2 separate regions of the Homo sapiens genome follow, and region 2 is linked to region 1. Evidence: chromatin loops called from intact Hi-C (ENCODE). Cell type or tissue: gastrocnemius medialis. All regions are shown on one strand. Each heading gives the region's core, and the rest is flanking DNA. Links, peaks and the distances in the headings are about the cores only. Region 1 overlaps TNIK (TRAF2 and NCK interacting kinase). Region 2 overlaps TNIK (TRAF2 and NCK interacting kinase).

The links. Hi-C counts contacts between places; a loop is a spot of excess contacts. Peaks named below come from ENCODE experiments on the same cell type or tissue, not always from the same donor. Only the 100,000 strongest peaks of a DNase experiment are listed, where the experiment ranks them.
Region 2: it touches region 1 in a loop (2.7-fold over the local background); 10 of 110 quality-filtered maps call a loop at or near these places.

The regions. Positions count from the first base shown.
Region 1 is chr3:171,330,153-171,340,625 of GRCh38, forward strand. All of the region lies in intron 2 of TNIK (TRAF2 and NCK interacting kinase), which reads right to left. Among named protein-coding and RNA genes, the nearest start is that of TNIK, 130 kb to the right of the region's middle. In gastrocnemius medialis, for the core only: no CTCF peak of the experiment used is centred there; a DNase peak (open chromatin) is centred at 4,369; H3K27ac peaks cover 4,408 bases.
Region 2 is chr3:171,171,754-171,182,226 of GRCh38, forward strand. It overlaps TNIK (TRAF2 and NCK interacting kinase), which reads right to left. Exons shown (of 33, transcript NM_015028.4): 8 at 5,573-5,627; 9 at 3,499-3,577. Among named protein-coding and RNA genes, the nearest start is that of MIR569, 70 kb to the left of the region's middle. RefSeq lists a silencer at 2,322-2,391. In gastrocnemius medialis, for the core only: no CTCF peak of the experiment used is centred there; a DNase peak (open chromatin) is centred at 4,965; H3K4me3 peaks cover 989 bases; H3K27ac peaks cover 4,560 bases.

The sequences.
Region 1 (10,473 bases), core at 1,805-6,804:
GGCTCTGTGGAGAAGGCCTAGCTGTGCTGGTTTTTCATCTGGGAAATGCGCTTATTAGATACTGACCCCAAATCAGTCAAGTGTCATTGAGTCTTAGACAGCAAAATAGCTGAAAGAAAAAAAATATTTTCGGCTGCTTTGGAATACCTTTGTAAAGGCCATTGTCTTTTCTTTCATGGACTACAGTATTCTTTAACCAACTTAATCTACCTGCTAACAAAGATAGAAGAAGGAAGGCTTATTTTCCCATAAGGCTAAACAAAGATTAATGATAGCCAACCAAATTGTCTCTTAATTTTCTTTTCTTCTCCCTCTCCAGCTGGCCTTCTAGAGATAGAGTGTATAGATTTTTCTCTTAGTTAAGAACATTTACTTAGAAAGCAGCAGAATACTAATAACAAAAGAGTAGGGGGTTGTTTTGCCCTACACATCACAGGAATTCTGCCTTGTAAGCTGGAGGAGGTATAGGGGCATTTTATTGTTGGGGGATTCTTAACCAGGCAGATGGGGAACCTAGCGGCCAAAAACCTTCTTGGGTGAATCTTACATATGATCCTTCTGTTCCCACTATATCCTCCAAACCCAACCCCAATGAGAACCACTACTCTGCCCTTCAGACCCTGACCTACCTTTCGAATTATGATTGTAGCAAACCAATTTGTCATGCCATGTTAATCTATTCTTACCCTACGACCCCGAATTAAAACACTCCCAGGGGCCCCACCCAAAGAAGAGTAAATGCCAAGTGAGTGGATGGAACAGGTCCGTTTGACCTCATTTCAAAATATAGGGGAAAAAGACATGGATGGTCCTCCCACAAAATAACACCACCACGAGTTATAGAGGTGCCCATTTCGCTTCTGTGACAAAATTTTCAAATTGAACAATCTAAGCCTTTGAAATCCTCACATGAAAACAAGATTTTGTGATGCTCTGAAACAGCAGCACATGTTCTGATCCCTTGCTGGGTGGGAAGCACTGGGGGTGGTTAATGAGTTCTCACACCCTCTGGTGAACCAGCTCCTTTCATTTCTGAGTGAAGAAAGGGGCCCTGACAGTGCGCTACTCCATAAATTCAAAAACAGGCCACTTTCTACCCCAGATCCACAGCCACTCCCTGGCCCTTTCCTAAAGGGTTCCCAATTAGGAATATGGCAAAGAGAGCCCTGTAAATACCAGTTGCTGTCATTTCTTAATATTTTCTGTGATGGCTTGACTTGCTAAAATGACAAGGTGTATTATTTTTAGCTTCCAGTTTTGGCGAGTTGATCAGTCAAAACAAAGTATTAAAATAGCATCTACTTGGTAAATTCAATTTCAGATGACTGCATCTAAAACTCATATCCATTATAGACTCATATAAAACTGACTTATATGGCTAAGGAAGTCTGAGAAGGAATAACTAAATATATAGCTCAAGGAGGAAAGATGAATAACTTCTTTGGTCTCAAATACAAGTCTATTTTGGCATCAAATCCAAAAGCAAGCCTATGATAAGCAATGGATTCATTTAAATCACTTTAGGACAAATGATTTAAAGAGGGTTTTCTAACGCTCCAGTGTTCCATCCAGGATGTGTGAAATGCATGAGATCTCAGTTAAATGTAGCATTTTTAATAAATATAGTCTAAGTCACACGGGCCTTTTTGATAATGTAATTTTTTTCTTTGAACGCCTCTTTTACAATATACCTAAATGACTATGAAAAGCTATCTCGTGATAATATATGCTAGAAAACCCCATTTTATATTATTTTTAAAGTAACTTATTCTAATTTTTAAAAGTAATAAAAGTGTAGGGGAATCTGGATAGGTAACTGCAACTCACTACTATCTTTGCAACTTTTGTATTTAATTTAATGTAAATTAATCTAAAATTAAAAGTTATTTTTTTAAAAAGCAATATTTGTTTTTACTGTAGACTATTTGGAAAAGTATAGAGAAGACGGAAAATCACCTATAAAAATAGGCATACCTATATCTAACTGTGTGTATATGAGTAATACATCCTATCATCTTTTGATTATATGGTATTTCCCCTACCATTAAAAATTCTTCATAAACTTTGTTTTAAAAGGCCACTTATCATTACATCATATAGCTAGCCCAAAATTTGTTTAATCATTTTCCTACGTGGAACATTTAACTTGTTTACTGTTTTTGGCTATTGGAATTAGTTTTACAAACAATATAATTGTGCATAAAGCCTTTTCATATTTCTCATTATTTCCTCAGAGATGGATGAACATTTTTAGGCATAGCCAAACTTCTTTCCAGAAAATTAGCCTTTTCTTAAAGAGCATGCATCACCCAACCTCAGCTCGCAGTGCCACCATTTATGACAACCTTCCAAAATGGCCGGAACGCTGCCAGCTTCACACACCACGGCACTTCCTGGGAAGAACCTCAGGACAGAATATCTGCTGTTGAGTCAGGGCTGCTATAGCCAGAGAAAGGTGTGAGATGTGTAACTGTCTCCAGGTAATCCTTCTGCCAGCCAACTACCTCCTGATTCAGCTATAACCTGAAGGCCAGGTGCATTCACCCAAACAAAACCCACAGAAATCAGAGGAAGGGTGACTGAGGATAAGAAAGGCTAGACACATAAAAGAATGATGTGAAATTTAGCTTTTACCAAGAACTGAAGTGTTATATTTGGCCGGAGATTATTCCCAGCAAAGGAAACACAAAGATGCTTGGGTATTATCTATACTAAAACTGGGAAAACCTCAGCTGACCCTATAAGTTACTTGAAAATTTGGGGACATTTTTGTCAGAACGACAGAAAAGCAATATTGGATGGGACTAGGGGGTGGAAATGCTAGAAATCTGTGATATACAGTGAGTGCCACAAAAAGAAAAATTATTTTGCCCCAAATGCCAAAAGCACAGTGATGTTCTTTGATGTTACAGCCACAACTCTTAGGGAAGAGGCCCCAGTTGATGGCCTTCGAACTATATTCTGCTTGAAAATATTTTGTTTGATCCTAATAGTTGGTGTTGGGGGTGGGAGGGAGTGTGTGTGTGTGTCTCTTTTTAATTTTAAATATGAATATTTTGGAACTTTTACATAAAGTCTAGCTTTTCTAAAAAAAAGAAGAAGAATCTAAGATCTGACAACAGGCCGGGCGCAGTGGTTCACACCTATAATCCCAGCACTTTGGTAGGCTGAGGTGGGCAGATCACCTGAGGTTAGGAGTTCAAGACCAGCCTGGCCAACATGATGAAACCCCGTCTCTACTAAAAAGTACAAAAATTAGCCGGACGTGGTGGCAGCCACCTGTAATCCCAGCTACTCAGGAGGCTGAGGCAGAAGAATCGCTTGAACCTGGGAGGCAGAGGTTGCAGGGAGGCAGAGGTTGCAGCGAGCCAAGATCGCACCACTGCACTCCAACCTGGGCGAAACAGAGACTCAGATGTCTCAAAAAGAAAGAAAAAAAAAAAAAAAAAAAACCTACAACACTGGATCCCCATTCCCACGGCAATAATTGGAAAATGAGGAGTGGCTGTCCCCTTTGGGCTGAGCAAACTGGCCATTTCACTCATGAGAATTACATGCCTGGCCCTCTGGCCATCAGTTTGCAACCCCTATCCTACTACAAGGTCTTTCAAAGATTTTAGCAAGGCCCCAGATAGTAACCTTTCCCTTTCCCCATCGTGCTCAGCACTCAGTTACTCGACAGATACAGCACAGGGAGCGCCTCCCGCCAAAGGCAGTTTTTTTCTCCAACTGCGTATTTGTCTTTTAATCATCATTTCCTTTCCTTCCCTGGCCAACCACACTGGACAACCCAGGAGCCTGTTCCAGGAGCTGAGAGCAAGTCTTCAAGTACCAGTGCCTTGTTTCTTCACCAGCTCTCCCACCACTGTTATCATCACCCCTCCTAAACCACCTCCCACCAACAAAAGTATCTGACTGAGGGGTGGGAAGTGTCAAGTACAGCACTGGACAGTGGGTGGGGCTGATCACAATGACTGTGCACCAGACACCAGGGTGCTTGTCCTAGAACAAATTAAAATGGAAAGAAGGGTTTTAAGAACTGGAAGAATAATGTGAGATTTGGCTTTTAGGAAAATCACCCAAGTAGCCTGCCTGTTTGCCCTTGCTCTCTCTCGCTCTCTCCTCTCTGTTCACACACACATACACAATCCTCTGCACTGTGACCGTAGAAACTGGAAGGCGCCTTCCTGAGGATATGGAGTGAGTGGAACAGAATGTTGGAAAAGATGCCTGGGAGATGGAGGAGAATGACAGAGAAGAGAGGGCAGCACAGAAAGCATCTTCCGGGAGGACTGGTGGCCATCAGAGACCTGCGAGGACCTAGAGCTGATTCATGGCCACATTAGGGCATCCAGCAATGGCTTGCCCTGCCAGGCTCTCAAAAACCTGGCACTCAGGAGCAGCATGGAGGAGCCTTCTAAAAATAGTCTAGAATCAAGCTACCTTCTGGCTCATTCCGTTTTCCTTCTTTTAAAGATTAACTAACCTCAGGCTGTGCCAAAAAAGACTAGAGGGGGAGAAAAAAGACTCATGAAGTCTTGAACAGGTGCTACTGTTTATTCACCCAAGTCTGACATCACCACATTGTTTCTAGGGACTACAGCAAGTTTCTGGGCTTCAAACACTCCAGTAATTTCCTTAGGGAAAAGCAGAGTATGAAAGGAAGGTAGCTTGTATTAAATTTAAAAACTTGAATCCTGTATAGTTGATCTTTATAAGTTTCTTTTTTTTTTTTTTACCATAAACTGTGCCAATCCCTTTGATGACAGAATCTATTATTCTACTAGCGCTTACAACAGATCACTGTCATTTGAAGTGACTTTCAGAGTCTTCAGAGATACAAATAAACAATGCACCCTTCCTTCCCCAACTGCCAAAAAAAAAAAAAAAAAATTGTCTCCTCCTGAAAACCAATCACTAGCAACCTTCTATTAGCTTGGAGAATCTTTTTAATGCAAAAGGGTCTGGAACTAAAAGTGATCAGGGCAAGGATCTCATTTTATTCATATTTCTATCCCCAGGGATAAGCACAGTGCCTGGTAGACTGTTTGCGTGCAAGAAAATTTTGTTGAAAGGCTGGACAAATAAAAGAAAATGCATAGGTTGTTTATTAATTTAGTAATGCAATTTCCAAATTTTGTTTTTTCTTGTTGAGGTATAATCTATGTTAAAATTCACCCATCTTAAATGTACAGTTTGATGAATTTTAACAAATGTATACAGTCACATAACCACCACAATTAATCCTAAAAAGTTCTCTCATGCCCCTTTGTAGTCACATCACCTCCCCATAATCCTAGTTCATTGATCTGTTCTCCATCCCTATAGTTTTGCCTTTTCTGAAATGTGATATTAATGGGATCACAGTACACAGCCTTTTGAGGCTGGCTTCTTTCACTTAGCATAACAATTTTGGGATTCATTCATGCTGTTGCATGTATCAGTAGCTCATTCATTTTTATTGTTTAGTCGTATTCTGCTATATGGATGTGGCAAGATTTGTTTTTCCATTTTCCATTTGATAAGTATGTAGATCATTTCCCACTTTTGGCTATTATGACTAAAGCTCCTATGACCATTCAATACAGATCTTGGTACTGGCGTGTGTTTTATTTCTCCTGGGTAAATACCTGCAAGTAGATTTGCCAGGTCATCTGGTAGGTGTATAAATAACCATAAGAAACTATGAAAGTGCTTTCTAAAGTGGCACTTTAGAATGTATCATTTTACATTCCTATCAGCAAGGTATGAAAGTTCCGGTTGCTTCATAACATTGGCAACAATTGATATTGTCAGTCTTTTTAACTTTAGTCATACAGTGCGTAGTGTATCTCGTTGCAATTTTAATTTGCATTTGCCTGATGACCGATGTTAAGTATCTTTACATATTCATACAGCCCCTTTACAGGCCAATCAGATAGCTTCTTTGGTGAACTGAGTATCTAGTAATGGAAATAAAATCTACATTACTCATTTAAATTTCTCCAACATATTTTGACTGATATCCGTTAATAACCTTGTCAAAACTAACAAAATGGGTTTTTGTTTTCCTCCATTTTCCACGGCAAATTTCCTAAGATGAATTACACACTTCCTTTACTCCTTAAAGTTAACCATTTTCACACTAACTTAAGGCCTTTTGTTCCAAATATCCTTGATACTGTGCTGTAACAACTGAGCACACTCTTAACCTCCTATCAGTTGACTGTGTGCCTTTCTTTTAAAAATTAGGTCTGTGTTTCATTTTCAGTGTTTTTGTCTCCCTCCTCTCTCTCAGGGTCTACTATATGCTGTTATCTCTGTGCCACTGTAACCTGCTGTATGACCACATAAGTCAAGCTTCTGTGACAATTTTTTAAAAATAAGCATAAACAGCTCTGAGGAAAGGCCTAACAGTCTAAGAACAAAGACCATAGTCCCCTCGGAGGGACCTGATGACATACATTTTATGGCTTATTTCCAGATCATGGCTCTGCTTGAGAGGTAGGCAAAGTCCATTAATAAGTGTCCTTGGGATCAGTGAGAAAAATCTCCATCAGCATTTCCAGGTGCACTAGAAAGTTTTGTGGGTACTTACCAACCAACAGTGATAGATCCCTGAAGGGGCCAGTTTTTCCAGTTCCAATTGTGATACCAAATAAATATCATGTTTAAGGTCAGCAAAGTGAGGTAGAAGTAGGGTTACTGCTCTAATGCAGTGCTCTAAAGTAAGACCTCAACTTTCCTTTTTGTTCATTTTAACAGCACAGCCCTTTGGCAGGGAGCTTCATGCTCCCTGGAATCCTAGTGGGGATGAGAAACACAAGAGCTCCTTTCCCTGTGGAAGCCTCTGGATTCTGACACAGCTTCACCTCTTCCCCACAGCCTCACCTCTCTAAGCCAGTTTCATGACTATAAAATGAGGATAATGAAGTACCTACTGCCCACCCCAGAGCACTTTGTGCCAACCAAACATGAAAGAGAACGTAAAAGTGTGCTGTGCACTAACAGGACTCCAGGAGATCAGCATTATCACAGCTCAAAGGCAAGCCTGGCCACCAGGCATCCATGGCAATCTCATGCCAGGCAGGAAGTTCCTATGAAGAAAAACAAAGACACGAATACCCCTTAGCTGGAAGGAGAGAAGGTAAGAGCCTCCAAGTGAGAATGGAGTGATAGTCTGTGCTTCCTGGACAGAGGAAGTCGCAAGAGGAACGGAAAGCAGGTTTTGAACAGGGAGAAAGCAAAAGACCTCAGATAAGCAAAGATGAGGAAGGGACATGAGGTCCAAACGTTGAATAAAGAAACAGTAATACTGGGCACTGTGGGACGCCTTTGCATGTAAATACGGTTTAAGCCTGGGCATCCTATTTGGGCGGATATAGTTACAATGCCATATTTCATTCTTGAGGTTGGTCAGCAAGACTTTCCATGAAACTTCTGCTCCCTTATTCCCACTTACTGTTCCTTATCCATAACGATAGATGTGTATTACATATACTTCTTACCTGCTGACTGGATCTTCTGTGATCACACCTTTCCTAATAGAATATTTATCCAGGCCTGAGTTCCATAGTCAAAGAAGGTAGAAGATAATCTGCTTAAATGAAGTGCCTGGCCATTTCATTCACTTCTAGAAATATTTTCTCAAGATTACCATGCAAGCAACAGATTTTCAGGAGGCAGAAAAGATTTCTAGACTTTGCCCAGAGGGAGAACTACAAATGCCCTCAGGATAAATAGTGCTCCAATGAGCAGAAGCCCAAACAAAATAGGAAACTGATAGAGAACCCTAGCTCTAGATCTTTTTGTCTTATACCATCCTAGCATAAGCAGAAGGGAGAGAAGCTGTTCTAACCACGATTGAAGAATGAAGCTATTTAGCAGCTTAATCGAAACTACGTACCTTTGAATCTCTTAATTTTACCAGGCTCTTCTACGTGGACCTATATTTCGGTAATTATAATGGTAATGTGGATTGCGGGAAGATATCTTCCTCTTATGGCTCCCCACTCCAAGTCTTTGATTTCCAATCAACCAACAATTTTTTTAAGATTATTTATGTTAATCCTTCCACTCTTCATTGCCTCATTTCTAAACTGGAGAAGCCCTCATTTCAGTAACAACAACAACAAAAGTGACATGTATAGGGGTGTGTGTATATATGAAATCCCACCATCCTTATGAAAGTAATTTTTCCCAGTTTTCTAGGTTCATGACGTTAAGAAAGCTGAACCTCACCAGAGAATGTGTAATATGTTAATATCCCCCAAAAGCCAAACATTAAACATTACTTTTATTAGCTAAAATTTATTGAATGCTTACTATGTGTGCCAAGAAATGTGCTTAACTCTTTTTTATTATTTTTTCTGTTGGAGACAATGTCTCGCTCTATTGCCCAGGCTGGAGTACAGTGGCATGATCTCAGCTCACTGCAACCTCTGCTTCCTAGGTTCAAGTGATTCTCGTGCCTCAGCCTCCCAAGTCACTGGGACTACAGGCATGTACCACCATGCTCAGCTAAGTTGTTTTTTTTTTTTTTTTTGTATTTTTAGTAGAGACAGGATTTCATCATGTTGCCCAAGGGTCTCAAACTCCTGACCCCAGGGAATTCACTTGCCTTGGCCTCCCAAAGTGCCGGGATTACAGGTATCAACCACCATGCCCGGCCCTAAGTGTGCTTATCTCTTTATAGGAATTGCCTAACTACCGTACAGTGCAGAAGGTACTATTATTAGCCCAATTTACAGGTGAGGAAACTGAAGACAGAGAATGGAAGAGCTAACGTTTGAATCTAGGACTGTCTGACTCTGCCCAAGCTCATAATGACTATGCTACATCAATTAGTATTATTTTCTGTCTCCCATGCCTTCCCCATGATGTTCGTCTTTCTTTTCTCCTAAATTCATGCATCCCTTTAACAAACCTTTATTAACAACCTAATATAATACATGCTAGTCAGAGGGCTAAATACACATTTCTGTTTTCTCCATTTCACTCATTGGCACTAAGTTACCTCCCATCTCCTACAACCAGGTGTAAAAATTCAGGTGTCAGCCCTGAACCTGCCATGTGTGGGCTGAGGCAAATCTTCACTGTTTGGACTAATATGGCCTTAGGCCAGAAAGATGCACTTGTAGGCTCTACTCTGAGACTTGATAAGTCATCCTTGCCATGAGTGTGGCTCTAGCCATGTGTCCACTCTGATATTCAGCTCAGTTCATTAGAGAAGCCAGTGCTGATCACTGGCCTCTGCCTTGTTCCCTTTACCTGAGTCTATCTTGAATATACTCAATATCCAGTTCCTCTAGAACCAGAATGCCACTTCGCTTTTGTCAGTCCCCATCCATGGAAGCTTTTCGTCATTAGAATATGCATTCCATGAAGGCAGAGATCTGCGTCTGTTTGTGGAAGTATCCCAAGCTCCCAGCACAGTGCTGGTACACAGTAGCCCCTCAATGCTTGTGGGTTGAACAGACCGAGGTCCTTCAGCTGAATCCCAGGCTGGCTGATGGCCAGGCTGCTTCTCACTAGACTTCCTCCCTCTTTTCTCAGTCTTAAGACATCTAAGCAGACTTCTTGGGAAACTCCACAAGCTCTCTGGATGTCCTGATGCCAAGTGCTACCAGAATCCGGTCTGTTGCTGTAATTTTCAGATTGTGTGCCTTGGCTGCCAGACGAGGCCTTCTGGCAGCACCTGCAAGGTGTGTTTGTTGGCATACACCAGCTCATGGGCCGGTTTCCAGCCCCTCCCAGTCTGCCTCTGCCTTATTAGGCTGTGTTAATTGGTTTGAGCCTAGTTATATCTAGAAATAGTGTCCATATAATTATATACACAAATTATGAAAAATTCATAGAGATTTATGTTCAAAGATATAACAGCAAGAAATTGGAATGCATGATAAAACTGTCATGTAAAGGACAGTAGATACATACAATCTACTTCGATTCTACCATTAAAATATTATAAAGAATATTTGATGACATGAAAAAAATGCTAATATTTTTAAAGTTACAATACTTTACATGAAGTATGATCCTAACCATGGGAAAATGTATTTTTAACAAAAAGGCCAGCAATAGTCTCTAGGCAGTTGGACTATGAGTGATTAAGGATTTTCATTTTCATTTTTCTACATATTTCTACATTTCCACAATAAGCATTCATTACTTTTGTAATGTAAATAAAATGAGTGTAGTATTGTAAACCAGTTCTAAAGCAGATATGACAATCCCTTGACAATACTTAGCCCAAACATCTCAGCCATTGAGATCTGAATTACTAACCTGTGATTATCAGTAAACCGAATACATAAACAGGATGAGTGCAGTTTGAATTTTAATTTACTCCCATTTCAAGTTAGTGAACAAATCTACAGACTGAAGTAGGGTACTGCCTGATCCCATGGCACACAACTCAAGTCTTCTGAAGTGCCCTGCATCGTGCCTTGTTGATTATACTTACTCGTGGACTTTACTCCTTTCTCCCACAAG
Region 2 (10,473 bases), core at 3,065-8,064, 160 kb before region 1:
ATCTTTTGAAGGAGATGGTTTACCCCTGCGAGTGGAATCTACGCACGCACAAGAGACAGGAAGAGAGAATGGGTATCCCAGTCTTGCTTTTCACTTGCTGGTGCTGATATGGAGGTAGAGGGTGAGAGTATCTTTGGTTTCCTCTGATTCCACAAAGGTTACAACCCTCCCAGACAACTTATTATTAAATGGCTGAGCTGCCTGAACATTCAGTGGTGCCCTAACTTCATCATCCCATACCACAAAGGCCTCTCCTCATCATACCAATAGGGAAGGAAGAACTGGGCTCCTGTGAGTGGTGGTGGTCTCCTTTCCCTCCACGATGACAGTGGAAAGAGCAGTGCCACTGCCTTTATTTCTCAAATCTTGAAGGTACAAGTTAAAAAACAAAAAAAAAGTTCACACTAAGAGACCAGTTTATGCCTTGTATGTTGTAGACTCAGTCATGTTGAAAATGATGCTTTATTGAATGTTTGCCATGAGAAGAGTTCATGGCCCTGTCTCAACAATGGCGCCCCCTTTGGTCAGGTGTTGATATATACACTGAGAACAAGGCATTTAACCCGGTAACTCATTTAGGTAGAGAATAGCTGGAAATAAAAGAATGTTTTGGAATTTTGTCTCTTGGTCGGGGGAGGGAGTCTTTTCCTCTTAAATAATTAAAATAAAAAACATAAACAAAATGTTTCATTTCCTCTCAAACACTAGAGTCTATTAAAGTAAACCCTAACTTACTTCAAATCACTTTGGACCTGCGCTTTCAAGATAAAATACTCTGAAGTGTTTAAATATTTTCACTTAAAAACTGGTGGAATTGTATTGCAGAGAAATGGGAGCCATGTCTGCTGTCAAGTATCATGTGCCTGGAGGCTGCACCACCACCTCTACAAAGGCTGGGATCGAAGTGTGAAATGGCACATTATCAGGGCTTTTGTTTCCCCGGTCTCTCTCTAGCAATCAGGTTACTTTTCCTTTCCCTGTCTGACAATATGGGACTTGTTCCCATAGCTTTCCTACTCAGTTTTCCTTACACATCAGGGAAAGGTGTGCAAGGTGGCAGGATGAGATGAAATTGGCCTGGACTTCTCAGTGTTTCCAAACTTCTCCTGCTCCCTCCAGCATTATTAAAATTAGTTGTTGTCAAAGGTTTGAAGCCGAAAAATCAGACTGCATTGTCCTAAAAGTTTGTATTTCTCAAACAAGGTCAGCACACCGTTGATCTTTTTTGGGTCTCAGTCGGTGAAAACTGACACTGTAGGGCAAGGGCTGTTCACTCACTTTTCTGTGGGGTCAGGTAGGTCACAAAAAGGGGTGGTGTAGACCATGGTTAAGATGAAAACAGGAGATGTGGCCAGGCGCGGTGGCTCACGCCTGTAATCCCAGCACTTTGGGAGGCCGAGGCGGGCGGATCATGAGGTCAGGAGATCAAGACCATCCTGGCCAACACGGTGAAACCCTGTCTCTACTAAAAAAAAAAAAAAAAATACAAAAAATTAGCAGGGCATGGTGGCGGGCGCCTGTAGTCCTAGCTACTCAGGAGACTGAGGCAGGAGAATGGCGTGAACCCGGGAGGCAGAGCTTGCAGTGAGCCGAGATCGTGCCACTGCACTCCAGCCTGGGCGACAGAGCGAGACTCCGTCTCAAAAAAAAAAAAAAAGAAAAGAAAAGAAAAGAAAACAGGAGATGTATACTAACCAACTGACACCAGCTTCTGAGTTGGGGGGAGGTGGCAGCTGGAGGAGAAGGACAATCACTTGTCCTAAATGGGAGCAGCAGCTAGCATCTTTGCAGGCAGTTCACTGCATCTTTGCAAGAAAAAGGCCAGAAATCTAAATGTAATGCTCAATTGACAGATTTTTAAGTGTTGCCAATTAATACACATATTTTTAAAACAGGGTATATGACCATAGTGTGACAGCCAAATACATTTGTGGAGGGCCAGTTTGTCCTCCTCTGTGGAAAAGCTCAGAATACGTGTCCTGCAGCAGTAAAGGGAGACAAGGAGAAGATAGGGCAGGGAACAGGGTAAGTAAAGCCCACTGTATACACCAGACTCAGCTCAGATATCAAGCAGGAACCTAGCAGAGGGCTTTGTAGTGTCACTGTCACTTCCAGGGAAGAGAACTGCGCCAGTCCCTCTCCCCGGGAGTCTGATCCAGGGAGAAGAGAGGAAGCAGGGTGTTGGGGTGCTTTGCCGATCACATGATGTATGACACCCAATGGGAGGGCTGTTGCTGGGGAGAGAAGGGTTGTCTTGCACCACAATGACCCTCTGCAGAGGAAGGAGGAGCAGGGAACGCTCTGCCTCCTTGTTACCAATAGCAACTCTCACTCCCCTCGCAGGGCCCGGCAATTCTGAGGCTGCCATCTCTTTTCTGGCTGTTTCCTTCCCTCTTTCTGTGCAGTGTGCCCTTTCCTCTGTTCCACCAGGGTGGCTCTCATTAGTAGATGACTGGTGGTAATTAAGGCTGCCCCCTGTATGGTAGAGGTGAGCCTGTGTGTGGGTGGGTGGGAAACATGAGGACCCCAGTCAAGCGCCTGATCATGAAGGGCTATGGAAAGGGGCAGAAGGATCCTGTCCCTCATGGTCTCACTGCCCAGGACTTATCTCTAGAAAAAGGATAGGAGGTCACAAATAGTGCAGGAATTGACCTCAGACCATGAGTAATCCGAGATTCAAGAATGTATCAGGGAGGATACACCATTTCCATAGGAAGAAAGGAGGAAGCAATGAATTTTGGTTATGGAATAATAAGATAGGAAGATCCCAACTATATAATTATCCCCAAAAAGTCAAACATCCAACATCTGGCTTAACCTGTAGAACTGTTTCCCAAATGTCAGTCAGTCATATCCTATCAACATAATTTTTGCCGTACCCTCACACCACTCATACTAGTATTCATGTAGTAGTTTCCTTTAAATTAAGCCACTGTTTTATGTAAGTTTATCAAAAGGAAAAGTTAAATCGCTGCCCCAAATAAGAAGCCAGTATCACCTGCCATATGTGAAAACAGTAGTAAAAACAAAAAAACTGCAAATGCTCATACACGAGCCAGAGAAATAATCTCAAACATTACCTGGTATGTATATGCACTTAGGGAATGATTGTTGTAAGGAATAGAAGAGAAATCAGCCAATCTAACAGGCTGACTCTCTAAACTATCACCCTCTCTGATAAGCTGTTCTGTGCTGCCAGGAAAGATATGACTTGGAGTTATAGATCAAAGAGCTTTCATGTTATTACTTGGCTTCACTTACCCATTTTGGCTAATAATTTCTTACCTTAAAGGTGGGGGAATAAAGACCTGCTGTACAAACAGTAGATACTCAATATATACTTTAAGATGAATGACAGCATATGGAAAGTAATTCACCAAGTCATCATACATGTTAGTCTCATTCTATCAGCAGGACCTAGGGATTAGAGCTAATCCAAAATAGAATCACAAGAAAACCTCACCCTTAGATCTGCGAAACATCGAAGACCAAACTCACCACTTCTTAGACTTCAGCCGAGGCGCTGGGTTCCGGGGGATGAGGAAGAGAGCTCTCATGGGGTGCATGTCACAGAGAGCTGCAAGAGACCAAAACAAGGGCCAGCTACAGTTAGGAGGCCAAACCCAGGCCAAGCCCGTCTTGGCTGTGCAGATAATGGCTGCCCAATGACCCACTCAGTTTACACACCACCAGTGAGCACAAAGTCAGAATATCCAAATGCTTCTGAGCATTTGAAAGATCCAATATCCACTTACAGGAGTCTCATAAAATACAACATGGTTCACATAGCTACTGCTAACATTTCTAGTGAATACATGTTTACTTCATATTTAAGGAAACTAAGTTAAAGGGTCAACAACCAGCCATCCTTGCTGTGAATGACCACCTGACATTTAAAGTAAATACCATCAGATGACAACTACAATGGAGATGGTAAGCTATTTTTAATTAGTAAAAGCCTAAGCCATAAATAAAAGGCATTTCATTATCCCGTCTATTTCTTACACGTCGACAGCTCATCCAAATGCAATTGTTATCTACACAGATTTTTGGAGTCCAAAACACCAGCCCCAGAGCCCCATTTTCTCTGTTTCCAGATATCCCGAATGGCTTTTCAGGTTTCGTAACGGGTTTTGTTTCATTTTGTTTTTAAATTCACTGGCCCCAGGAAGCCCAGAGGATTAAGTCACACAGAGTCTGGCAGAAAAACAAAGTTATAAAAAGATCTCATCTTGTAAACATGACATTATCGTTTATAGTGAAAGCACTCATATGTTCTTATTTTAATAAAATATTTTATTAGTTTACTTTTCAAACATCTGGGAGAATTTCTACTTTGTAGCTAGAATAAGAATATATGCTCCCTAAAAGCCAAAGGATTCTGTGGGCAGAAGTTTATTTTTAGCCCTGTCTACCACTCATCAAGAATGATAATATGGTTTAAGACTGCAATATATTATTTTTCTGATTCACACATGCCTATTAGCATTGTGAATGAGGGCAATTTTGTCAACCAGCACTCCAAATCAATCATGCTACAGATGAGTTCTACCAATTCTAGACTGGGAAGTAAGAAAACGATGACAACCCGAAGGTAAAAGTCATAAGTATAATGACCTGTCGTGCAAATAAAGGGCCTATTTTTGTCCTAGTCCTTTGAGATGCAGACACCAAGGATATTACTGGGTAAATTACTATGTGAATGGAAACAGGGAAGGAGCCAGGCAGTATGGGAAGTCATCAGATTGCTATGCAAGTCTGACCCTGAGTGAAGGAGAGAGGGAGAAAAGGTAGGTGGAAGGGTCCCAGCCTGTCCTGCAGGTCTTGTAAAGTCATAGGGGATTACTTGGGTGAAAGTTGCCTACAAAGGAATCTTGTGTCCTCCAGGAAAGGGCCTGCCTTAGTATCCCCACTGTGCTAGGTCACTGGCGGGGAGTGGCCCTTGAAAGGTGCGGCCTGCTGCCATTGCAGCAGCTGGGGCTGACAATCAGTTACACTTCCTATATGGAAGTCTGTGAGGCACAGTCTCATGACAGAGACTCTCTGCTGGGGCCAATACTCCAAATCTCAAGGAACTGAGATTCTCAAGACTGCTGGAGCCCTAGCCACTCTGTCTCAAATAGCAGGGAAATCTAAAATTTTAAACATCAGTATTTTAAGAGGAGTGATAGCCATTGAGTGGAGTCTTTGTATAACCTGTGCACTGAAAATTAATTTTGGATTTTCATACATTGGAGTTTATAGTCTTGTGAGTTGGTCACAGTTTTATGTCAGGTGAGGAGTAGTCCAAGAATAAATGATGTACAGAATCTGTAAAACAAACAAGACTCCCCAAAGTATGCTTTCTTTTTCTTCCTTTTTTTTTTTTCTAATAAAAACAGGATTCTCCCACTGCTCTGAAATGAATGGATTCCTGGTTGATTTAAGATGACTCTGCTTTCTAAATATGCCAGCTTGAATCCATGCAGGGCTCGGTGTAGTGGAAGTAAAGCAACTGCAGCTCCTGGCAAGGAAACTTCAGTACCTGCAGAGCAGACCAGCAACAGATTTCACCCCAGAGGAGGGTACTTACGGGGAGCACCTTCTGCCATTTCAATGGCGGTGATACCCAAAGACCACAAGTCACTCTGAAAAAGAAGGGGCAGACACACACATAAATTCAGTCAACAAAGGACAACTTGGTTAAACCTGGTAATTGCTTCAGAACTTCCTGTGAAAGTCATTCAGTTTTCTGTTTACAAACCTATTTCTTCCACTAACCTTCAAAGCAGAAACAGTCTTACTTTTCATTGACAGTACCACTCATGGTGTCTGGCACATGGCAGCTTATCAATAAATGTATGAAAAATGAATATAAACAATTTTAAATTAATTCGTTACTGAAACTTATCTGTGGGTTGAACCATAGGAAATTGCTGCTATTTGACTGTTTATAACACCATCATTGAGCTATAATTGTCATATAATAAACTGTACCTAAAGTACACCATTTGATAAGGTATGACGTAGGGATCCTCCTGTGAACACATCATCACAGTCAAAACAGTAAACATACCCATCATCCCCCAAAGATCTCATTTGCCTCCTTCCTTTCCTGCCTGAACCCATCCCCACTCTCCTGTCCCTAGGCAACCAATGATCTGCTTTCTGTCACTATGAATTAGTTTGTAACTTCCAAAGTTTTGTATAAGTGAAATCACATCATATGTGGTCTTATGTATTCGATCTGTTTCACGTAGAATAGTGTTTCTGAAGTCCACCCATGTTGTAGTACATATCAGTATCTCACTCCTTTTTATTGTTGTGTAGTATTCCATTCTATGGACATATCACTGTTTTTGCATTTGGACTGTTTCTAGTTTGGGCTATTACAGATACAGGTGCTGCAAACATTGGTGTACAAATCCGAGGGTGTATGCTTTTATTTCTTTTAGTTAAATACCTGAGAGTGGAATGGCTGGATCAGATAGTAGGTGTTATTTATATTCAATTGGTTTAACTAGAAAAACAGCAATTTCATATGGTTTTACCTAATAAGATGAGGACAGGGAGACTTTTTGATGATGGCATTCACTGATGTCTCTCTTGTGCTTAGATCAGAGTTGGGCACAGTAGGAGGTACTCAAAGTATTTGTTGAAAAGATAAACAATTATTGCCTATTTTGTGAGTAGACTAGTATGTAACAATAGAGGCCAGTATACCTTTATATTATTTCTTATGCTCAGAGTGACTTTTATTCTCTGAACAGAATTTTCTAGGCTAATGCCTCCATTTCTACCTGTACAATCTCCATCTCTAACAATATTCTCCTCCCATACTCTGTCTGTGGCTCAGTAGTCTCTAAATATTGCATGAGAGGGGGAATATCAAGAGATGGGGAAAACCTGGTTAGAAAACACCAAGAAGAGGCTTGCTGCCTCAGTTTCACAGCAGATTGGTAAGAAAATCTAGTATCAAATTTGGTTCAATGGCCCACATCCTAATATAGATATTTCATTTTAAATACCTCATGCATTTTGTACATTTTTCAAAATTGTCTCAGATTAGAGTGATCAAAGGTAAGTTTCCTTGCTATTGCCATCAAACAAATGTCAAGGCCACATGAAAAAGAGATGTAACTGGAAGAGAGCTTCATAAAATTCATAACCTTCATGCTGAGTCACTCCCCAGAACTAAGTTTCTCAATATCCTGTGAAATGACACTCAGGGCTCTTCAGTAATTGGGCAGAGGTCTGCACAATGTGGAGGGGGTTTTCTAGGGGGTCTAGCCTCTTGCCTAAAGTGCAGTCTACCTGAGAGCAGGTGGCTGGGGCACATGTGTAACCTCACACTAGGAGCAAGGGGGATTCTTTCAATGTTACCAGTTCTCAGTTCAACTGGGAATAGCAATGCACCTTCACAACACCATCATTCTAAGACTCCAAGGAACTCTCTGCATACAACACAACTCACAAAGTCAACTCTTGTCCCTTCTCTTTGTTATGTTTCAAGATGTACACAAAGATTTTCATTAAACGCAATCTGCACCCCGTGTTTCTCTGGCCTAGCAAGTGACTGAGTCTCCCAGAGGCTCTTGGCCTCGCTTAGTGAGGTTATTTCCGGAGCTGATGGGGATGGCTCAACCCATCTATTACAAGTTGGCTCAGGAGCAATAACTGGTAAAGACAAAAACGCAGTTCTATTGTACCTGGGTTTTTTGTTTTTTTTTTTTCTTTGAGACGGAGTCTCGCTCTGTCGCCCAGGCTGGAGTGCAGTGGTGCAATCTTGGCTCACTGCAAGCTCCGCCTCCTGGGTTCACGCCATTCTCCTGCCTCAGCCTCCCGAGTAGCTGGGACTACAGGTGCCTGCCACCATGCCCGGCTAATTTTTTGTGTTTTTAGTAGAGACGGGTTTCACAGTGTTAGTCAGGATGGTCTTGATCTCCTGACCTCGTGATCCACCTGCCTCAGCCTCCCAAAGTGCTGGGATTACAGGCATGAGCCACCGTGCCCGGCCTGTACCTGGGGTTTTATGGTTGATAGACAAAGATAATCATTTCGGAACATGAGAGAAACACTGAATCATTTGCTGTTCAGGAGGCTTTAAACAGGAAACACAGCAATAATAGTCTGGAAATGGTGGGTTGGCTCTTAAGGTCCCTGTGCTATTTTGATAAGACTCTAGTATCTCCAGACCTTGGTAGTTCTACCACCATTTTACCCAAATCCCTAGGAACTGAGAGTTTCTATAGCGTGAAATAAGACACAAGTAAGAAGGTGGCAGCCAGGCTCTATGGCCCTAACTGCAACAGAAGGGTCCAATTTAAATGGCTTTCAAGTCCAGAAAGCTTTGAGCTGGGTTGAAAACCAATACATGTGAAAGAAAATGATGGTTCTGGGGTAAGAAGAACTCAAGGCCAGGCCTCAGGTCAGGAAGAAGGAAAATGCTCGAAGGCCCAGCCTTTGGATCTTGACTCAAGCTGTTACCTCTTCCTGCAGCACCTCAGCAGTGATGTGCTAGCTGACTCCCTCACCTCCCCAAAGCCTGCTCAACCCCTGTGTTCTCAACGAGGACCCCTGGGACCTCCCCCCAGCACTGCTCATGCCCCTTCCCCATATTTGTCCCCCACAGAACTAACCACCTCTAACATACGACATGTTTATTCATCACTAATTTACCATGTTTTGTGTTGATTGCTTGTGCCCTTTACCTCTAACACACATACATAAGAACCTAAGAGCCACAGGGCAAGGATCTTTGTTCTGTTGTCTGATGTATCCAAAGTACCTAGAACTGCTCCTGGCACACAGTAGGCCCTTAATAAATATTTATTGAATGAATGAACAAATGAAAGATACATGAGAGAACGTAGCAAAACCTAAGTGTTCTAGGGCTAGTAGACTCTTTGCAGATCACCTAGCCAAACCTTTCACTTCACAAATGAGGGAACATGACTTACCCAAGATCAAAGAGCAACTTAGCAGCTGGTTTTAAACTGAGCTGGGTCTTCTGCTTCCTAGGCCAGTTCTCTTTTAACTAGCATCACAATCTAAGGACTTGAGTATTCACCATTTTTCCCCTTATCATTTTTGTTATCAAAATGCATTTTTAATCCATAAAATAATTACTTCAGATTCCTACTTTGTCCATAGGTGACTGAAGGTGCTGGCAACTCAATAAAGGTACTGAGATTCAGTGAGGTACTCCAGTTTCATGCTATAAAACTCGCCTCAATTTCCCAATGGCAACATGGATTGGTAGAAAGAAAGAAACAGGTATTGATTGATTGATTGAGATGAGGTTTCACTATGTGGCTCAGGCTGGTCTTGAACTCCTGGGCTCAAGCAATCCTCCCACCTCGGGTTCTCAAAGTGTTGGGATTATGGGCATGAGCCACTACACCCAGCTGAGAATAGGCTTTTAAGACAGGCAGATCCGAATTCAAATAGAGGTTTCCAATTTAGCTACATGCAGACTGTTGCTCAGAGCTTAGCTTTCTCAATTGCACAATGGAAATAACCGTGGCATGCATGTATTGATCAGGTATGCTGCTAGCACAAAATCTGGCACAGAGTAGGGCTCAAGAATATTGATTTCCTTCTTCTCCACTGTCAGGTGACACTGCCTTTGCCTGCCCAACTTAGTCTTCTATGATTTCCCTTCATTTAGTTGTGGCAGAAATTGTTTATTGGCTAACCCAATGGTCATTTTCAACCCTCATTTTTGTTGCTGCTTCCATTTCAGAGTATAGCAAAGCCACACTTGCCTATCCTGACTCCCCGACAGCTAAGGATGGCAGTTAGGGATGTGACATAGTTTTCTCCAATGAGACATAAGCAAACATCTTCTGGGAGCTTCTGCTTTTCCTGAAATAAGGGACAAATATAGCTAGTGTCTTGCTAACTTTTTCCCACTTCTTAGTGCCTTGAATAAAAATATGATATCTGGAGCTACAGCATCCATCTTGCAACCATGAGTTATTGCCAACAGACTAATGATGCCAGCACAGAAAGCTAGGAGCTTCGGTTTCTGAAGGTATCAGTGAAGCATCACATGAACCCTGAACTGCCTACCTCTAGATTTCTGGTGACATAAGAAACGTAAGTACAGACAAAAGCATTCCTAAGTGATAATACACATACAGCAGTAATTTGAAGAACATACTTTGACAGTAAGGAAATGGAGAGGTCTCATTTGTTAGGTAATCCTGGATTTATTCCACAGGAAGCAAGAAGGTTTAGGGAAAAAATATGTACTTTATTTAGTACACATCACCTCAGAATCCCTCTTGGGCAGCCTTTCCCTAAGCCACCAGAACACCCCTTTCAAACCAAAGGTCATATCACCACAAATACCTGTGCATACTCTGCTAAGTCACATGACCTAGTCAATTCTGCTGCTTCCTTAAGCCTTCATTTGATATCATTGTTAGGATTTTTTTTTTTTTTTTTTTTTTTTTTTTGGCTGGGGTTCTCTTGTTTTCCAAAAGGAAC